Regions from separate parts of the Mus musculus genome. Here region 1 is linked to region 2. The links are chromatin contacts, found by Hi-C or POLR2A ChIA-PET in ENCODE. All regions are on one chromosome and are shown on one strand. Each heading gives the region's core, a stretch centred on a gene start or an enhancer-like site at or near the end of the contact. The rest is flanking DNA. Distances are from core to core; before and after follow the strand shown. Region 1 holds the start of Atp13a1 (ATPase type 13A1). Region 2 holds the start of Zfp963 (zinc finger protein 963).

The links. Hi-C counts contacts between places; a loop is a spot of excess contacts on that map. ChIA-PET counts read pairs that join two places held with the same protein, here RNA polymerase II (POLR2A).
Region 1: a loop to region 2 is called in a map of heart, with 2.4 times the contacts of the local background. The contact joins the promoter of Atp13a1 here to the promoter of Zfp963 in region 2. A Hi-C loop is called at or near these places in 1 of 37 maps with a recorded cell type or tissue (heart). POLR2A ChIA-PET finds 5 or more read pairs at or near these places in 4 of 5 experiments (Patski and embryonic stem cell).

What each region holds. Positions count from the first base shown.
Region 1 is chr8:69,789,211-69,792,491 of GRCm38, forward strand. Atp13a1 (ATPase type 13A1) reads left to right here and starts at 1,953. Exons shown (of 26, transcript NM_133224.2): 1 at 1,953-2,431. The coding sequence starts at 2,045.
Region 2 is chr8:69,748,288-69,751,268 of GRCm38, forward strand. Zfp963 (zinc finger protein 963) reads right to left here and starts at 1,675. Exons shown (of 4, transcript NM_001200023.1): 1 at 1,545-1,675. The coding sequence starts at 1,547.

The sequences.
Region 1 (3,281 bases), core at 703-3,202, 41 kb after region 2:
TGCAGCCACCACTACAGCAGGAAAGCATATCACTCTCCACCACAGGGAGAACTAGCCATAACGGGATTCACCCACAGATGTTCTCCCTCACACGAACCAGCCTCAGGCCCAGCCTCAGCGCCCAGGAAGGGAGCAGGCACTTACCTCTCCCTTTATTTGGTTCTACCAGTCCCAGTTGTGCAGGCACCATTTATGCTGTGTGACACTATTCCTACAGAGATGTGGACAAACGTCAACTCACCCCAGAGATGACAGATGAATGTAATAAAAACACTTAAGTTTAGCAGGGCATAGTGGCGCACACCTTTAAGTTCAGCACTCGGAAGGCAGAGGCAGGTGGATTTCTGAGTTCGAGGCCATCCTGATCTACAAAGTGAGTTCCAGGACAGCCAGGGCTACACAGAGAAACCCTGTCTCGAAAAACAAAACAAAACAAAACAAAAAAACACTGAAGTTCAAGTCAATGAATCAGAGAGCTTACTGGAGTTATCGCAGGAATATGGCTTAGTGGCTGCTTAAACTTGGCTGGCAAGGATGACTGAGAGGTCATTTGGGGGTGAAGGCACACCCCCAAATGGTGATCACTCCAAACTGCAAACCTAGAGTTCTCCGCCGTACTTGCAATGAACTTGCCTGCCTAATAACCTCGGGGAGAAGTGAGCCTGCTGCACCTGCTAAGGTTTCAGGAATTTCTTCAGCCTCTGAATTATTTCCTGAGTCTTAACGGACCTCTCTGTAGAGAGCAGGCTCAGAGGGCAAGAGCATTTGCTGCCAAGCCCAAGGACTGGAGACTAATCCCCTGGGGTGGGATAGAGTGAAGAGAAGCGAGGAGACAAGGCCTGCCTTTAGAACTTCCTTAGTCCTCTTATCAAACTTTCCTCCAGTCATTTCAACTGAGAGAAAATCACTATGCAACAGCAGGCTGCAGTCAGGGGGCTGTGTGAGTTTTTCTATTTGTTTGTTTTTACAAAGAATGAAACCCAGGATTTCAAGAATGCTGGGCAAGCACTCTAACACTGAACTAGCCAACACTTTTATTTTTTTTTTTAAGTCTGGAAAAAGTCTCCTTAAGTTCTCAGATGACCTTGAAGTTGTCATCTTCCTACTTCAGCTTTGCTTATACATGAGATGCCCTGCACTACCAAGCAAAATAACATTGAAAAAGAATAAAAATGATCTATATTGGATCTGGGTAGGGTGGCCAGCACTCGCGAGTCAAAGGCAGCGGCCACTATCAGCACTGGCTGCTCTTCCAGAGGATCTGTATTTAATTCCCAGAACTCACACTCACAACTAACTGTAACTCCAAATCCAGGATTCAGACACATTCTTTTTTTTTTTTTTTTACCCGCTCCCACCTCAGACGAATTCTTAGGGCCCCGTAGGAACTGCACAGCGCGCGCGCGCACACACACACACACACACACACAGAGACAGATACATACTTATATATTTTTAAATCTTCAAAACCTTCTTATGGCTGTGTTTAAATAACAGTACTTGTACAGAATAGTTGCATAAAGCATCATAGTATATTTCATAAGTACCTAATTTTCCATTTATGTTAATGTGACCTTGTGTACTTATTACCGTATGGCTTGCATGGAAAAGGCACCCTCAACCCTACCTTGCGAAAGCTCCGCCTCCTCCCAAACCCGCCCTCAAAAGGTCCCAAGTCCTAAAGTTTGTATCTTAGGGTAAGCTTTTCTCCTCCCCAAACGGAGGCTCTTTCCTAGATAGATGCCGGAAAAGTTGCTGAGAAGGGACGGGCTCTTCCGTTTCAGGGTCTCTTGCTGATGTCAATCCCGCCCTGCCCGTCTACATCTTTTGCGTTCTTAGTTCGCCACGGCCGACCTTAGCAAGCTGATTTGGACCTTTGGTACCTTCTTTGTCATGGCGGCGCCCTGAACAGACACTTGTGTTAACCCACCTAACGGTTTACCTAGGCGCTTCCTATTCCAAGGTGGCGCTCAGACCTTACCGGAAGTAATAGACCGGAAGTGGGGCGGTGCCTCTGCCGGAAGCCAGCGCAGCGCTGGGAAAGATGGCGGTGGTGGGCAACGCGGTTCCTTGCGGAGCCCGGCCTGGCGGGGCCCGGGACAACGGGTCTCCTCAGCCTGGGTCGCGATTGCGGCCGGGCCTAGCTGCCGGGCCAGCACTCATAGCGAACGGCGACGAACTGGTGGCCGCCGTGTGGCCGTACCGGCGGCTGGCGCTTCTGCGGCGCCTCACCGTGCTGCCGTTTGCCGGGCTGCTGTACCCAGCCTGGCTGGGCGCCGCCGCCAGCGGTTGCTGGGGATGGGGCAGCAGCTGGACCCAGATACCCGAGGCCGCGCTGCTGGCGCTCGCCACCATCTGCCTCGCGCACGCACTCACTGTCCTGTCGGGGCATTGGTCTGTGCACGCGCACTGCGCGCTCACCTGCACCCCGGTAAGTGCGCGCGCGCGCCCGACCCCGACCCGGACCGGGACCCAGGCACAATGGGGCCTAGCGGGGGTACCGGGCTGCCGCGGGCTTGCGAGTCTCCAATCTTAACAGCTCGATTCTCCAGCGGCGCCCCCTGTCCTATGGCTCAGGCCTACTTCTGACCCCGCTGTGACTCGCCATGCAGTTGTGGCTGGTTATTTTGATTCACAAGAAACACCTGGAACACACTTAGAGCAGGATCCATATGCTACTGTTAGTGTGAATTGTTCTCTTAGCTCCCATATGGTGTATTGTTCTTGGAACGGTTCCGCCTTGCTTCTCCGTCATCTCCTACCTTGGTTTTGGTTTTCTTTTCTTACTCTTTTTTTTTTTTTCCTGTAAGATAGGATCTCACTATGCAGCCTTGGGTCGTCTAGGACTCACTGAGAACCGCCTAGCTCTGCCTCCAGAGTTCTCGGGTTAAAAGCCTGTGTCACTATTTCTGGCTTCTACTCTTGTGTTGGTCTTTCTTTCTTTTTTTTTTTTTTAAGTGTTAGATTAGACCTGTGGGGTAATACCCCCAAATGTATGAAGCCAAGTCCTATGGCCCAGTGTTCAGCTTCTGTCTGTCCCTTGCTAGACCCAAAAGAGAGTGTAATTCATTCTGGTGCTGAAGATGGCCAGGAACTACTTGTAAGTGACTTAAAATAGCGTAGAGTCTCAAGTTATCGGTAAGGTATGGTTAAGATGAGGGCTTGTCAGAATGGTGCAGTGATTCTAAATTCAGAACTCTAAACATAGTGTCACTACAGGAAGCACTGACTTTAAGGTACTCTAGGTTGAGGGTAATACCCAGTGAGCACACTACAGATCA
Region 2 (2,981 bases), core at 425-2,924:
TTTAATTGTATTAGAATCTCAAAATAAAATTGTTAAGTATAACACATAAAATACAAGTCTTTTCAAATAGGAAATTCCAAGACCAACAAAAACTCAAGGAAATAATAAGAAAACTTCTTGGGGCTGGGGAGATAGCTCAGCGGGTAAGACCACTAACTGCTCTTCTGAAGATCCTGAGTTCAAATCCCAGCAACCACTGGGATGTGTTCTGGTGAGTCTGAAGACAGCAACAGTGTGCTTATTTATAATAATAAATAAATCTTTTTTAAAAAAATCTTCTTGAATACAAGATTAACACAAGAAGTCCATCTTCCAGTATAATAGCAATGAGCAACTGAATGGTTAGCAATTTCCCCGAGTATGTAGCACCACAGCTCAAAGGAGACACAAAGAGAAGCATATACTAAATTTCACAAAGATCCTTGGATGAAGATAAATTTCTTTTTCAAAAATGAATCAAGCCAGGCACGGTGGCACAGGTCTTTAATTCCAGCACTTGGGAGTCAGAGACGAGGGATCTCTGTGAACTCAAGGCCAGCCTGAGCTACATGGCAAATTCCCATACAGCCAGGAATACATAGAGCAGTCACTCTAAACCTTCCTAACGCTGCGGCCCTTTGATACATTTCCTCATGTTGAGGTGACTCCCAACCAAAAAATTATTTTTGTTGCTATGTTATAATTGTAATGTTGTAACTGAGCAGTATCTCAGTTCCTAAAGCCATTGGGAATTAGTGTTTTCTGATTGTCTTAACCGAAAGGTAAAGAACCACTGACACAGAGAGATCCAGTGTCCAGAAAAAAGAAAAAAAAAATCAAATAAGAATATGCACTGGCCTAGTAAATAGAAGACAACACCAAGATGTTGCTTTCCTCAATTTACACTATAAATTCAAAACACAATCCCAACAAGAATGCTAACATCTTGTGTAACAGCAGAAAGCCGTTCTAAGGTTTATATGTAAAGGGGGAAAAAAAACCCTCAACGTTCCAGACAATTCTAAATAAATAGTACACAAATAAAAGATTTTATCTTTACAAAGAAATTTAATGATCATAATAGTGTACGAATATTTGGAAACTAATTTATCTACAAAACAGTATAAAAAAAGAACCTCACAAAATAGTCAATGTTCTTTTAAAAGAGCAAATTAAACTCAGGAGAGTAATTGTCTTCACAAATACTATCCAACATAGGCATAAATAAGCAAAAACTTAAGAGTTTACAACTCCCACAAAAGTATTTCAAAGTGGACTCTCCACCAATATGTGAAGACAACTCAGGGGAACCGGCAGGACCTTGAGTTCAGCAAACAGCCTCAGGGTACAACACAAAAACCACTTCGTGGCCGTGACGTCACCGACACGGAGGGCGGGGCCTCCCCTGCGGCGCCCTGAGCTCTGCGCAGACGCGGCCGAAGGGCGGAGCGACACAGCCGCAGCGACCTAGTCGCCGCCAACCGCAGCGGGCCTAACGCCGCACAAGCGAAGAGCTACCGATAGCTGCCACTCCTCTCCACCTGGGACAGCGGCCCTGCGCTCACCATGTCGCGGCTTCCGAGCTGCCCGTGCTCCCCTCACAGCGGCGGCCACAGCGCAGCACACGCACCCACGGGGCCTCCCTGAGCCACGGAGTTCAGTCTACAACACGGCGGACAGAGAAAATCCGCCTCCCACTGCCCTACCTCGCTCTTGATTGAGTGGTGTAAGCTTGAAGGCCCTGATTGGCTAGGTCCGCCCAGCGACTGCTGATTGACAGCAGGAGCTGAAGTGATGACCAGGCAGTCTCTGCCCTGGACTGCCTGCCTTTTACTCCAGCATATGGTCAGGAGAATTTACATTGACGCAGAACTTGTTCTTGTTCTTGGAGAGCTGGGCCCTGCTGTCTCAGTGAACTCGGCAAGCACTTCCTAGTCTAACAGGGTACCAGATGGTTCTCGTAAGCAGTCCAGTTACCAACTCAGTGTCTAATACAATGGCCCCTGTGCCTCAGACCTAGGAGGCCAGTCAGACCACTCTGGTTCCAGTTGATACTGAGAGGTTGAGAGCACATGCTGCTCTTCAGAGGACCCAAGTTCAATTTCCAGAACCCACATCGGGTGACTCCAAACTGTCTGCAAATACGGCTGCTTAGAGAACCCAGGACCACCAGTCCAGGGATGGCCCCAGCCACAATGGGCTTTCCCCCCATTAATCTCTAATTTTTAAAAATGACCTCACAGGCTTGCTTACAGCCCAAGCTCATGGAGACATTTTCAATTGAGGCTCCCCACTCTGATGACTCAAGCTTGTGTCAAATTGACATAAAACTAGCCTGCACAAATAAACATACCCAATGCAAACAAACAGACAAAATTAGAGTTGATAAAAAAAAAAACAGGAGCTGGAGAGATCGCTCAGTGATTAAGGGCACTTGCCTGACATAGTTACATTTCTGTTGCTATGATAAAACTTCATGATTGAAGTGACTTATAAAACAGTTTAACCAGGCTTAGAGGTGCAGTGTGTAACAGTCCATGCTGGTATTGTTAAGGCTTGGCCACAGGCTGAGGACTCACACCTTAATCCACTGAGAATGGCACAAGTCTTTTAAAACCTCGAAGACCACCTCCACCACCAAGGCTGCACCCAATTCTTCCCAAACAGTTCCATCACTGGGGACCAAACACTGAAACATGGCCTATGGAAGCCATTCTCATTCAAACCACCTCCTTCCACTCCCTGGCCCCCATAGACCATACTATAATGCAAAATGCATTTGGTTCTCCGTCAAAAGTCCCCATAGACTTTCACAGTCTCAACATTATTTAAAGGTCCAAATATCTTCTAAGGCTCAAGACAATTCTCTCCTTGGCGGATGTCTCATGGCTCTAGGATCTCCACTGAAATCCAGGTTTGAATTCCAAAATGACTCACAATAGCTTCTCAGTACCTTCCATGCAGGGACTACACTGCCATACACTCTCCATAGTTACAGACTT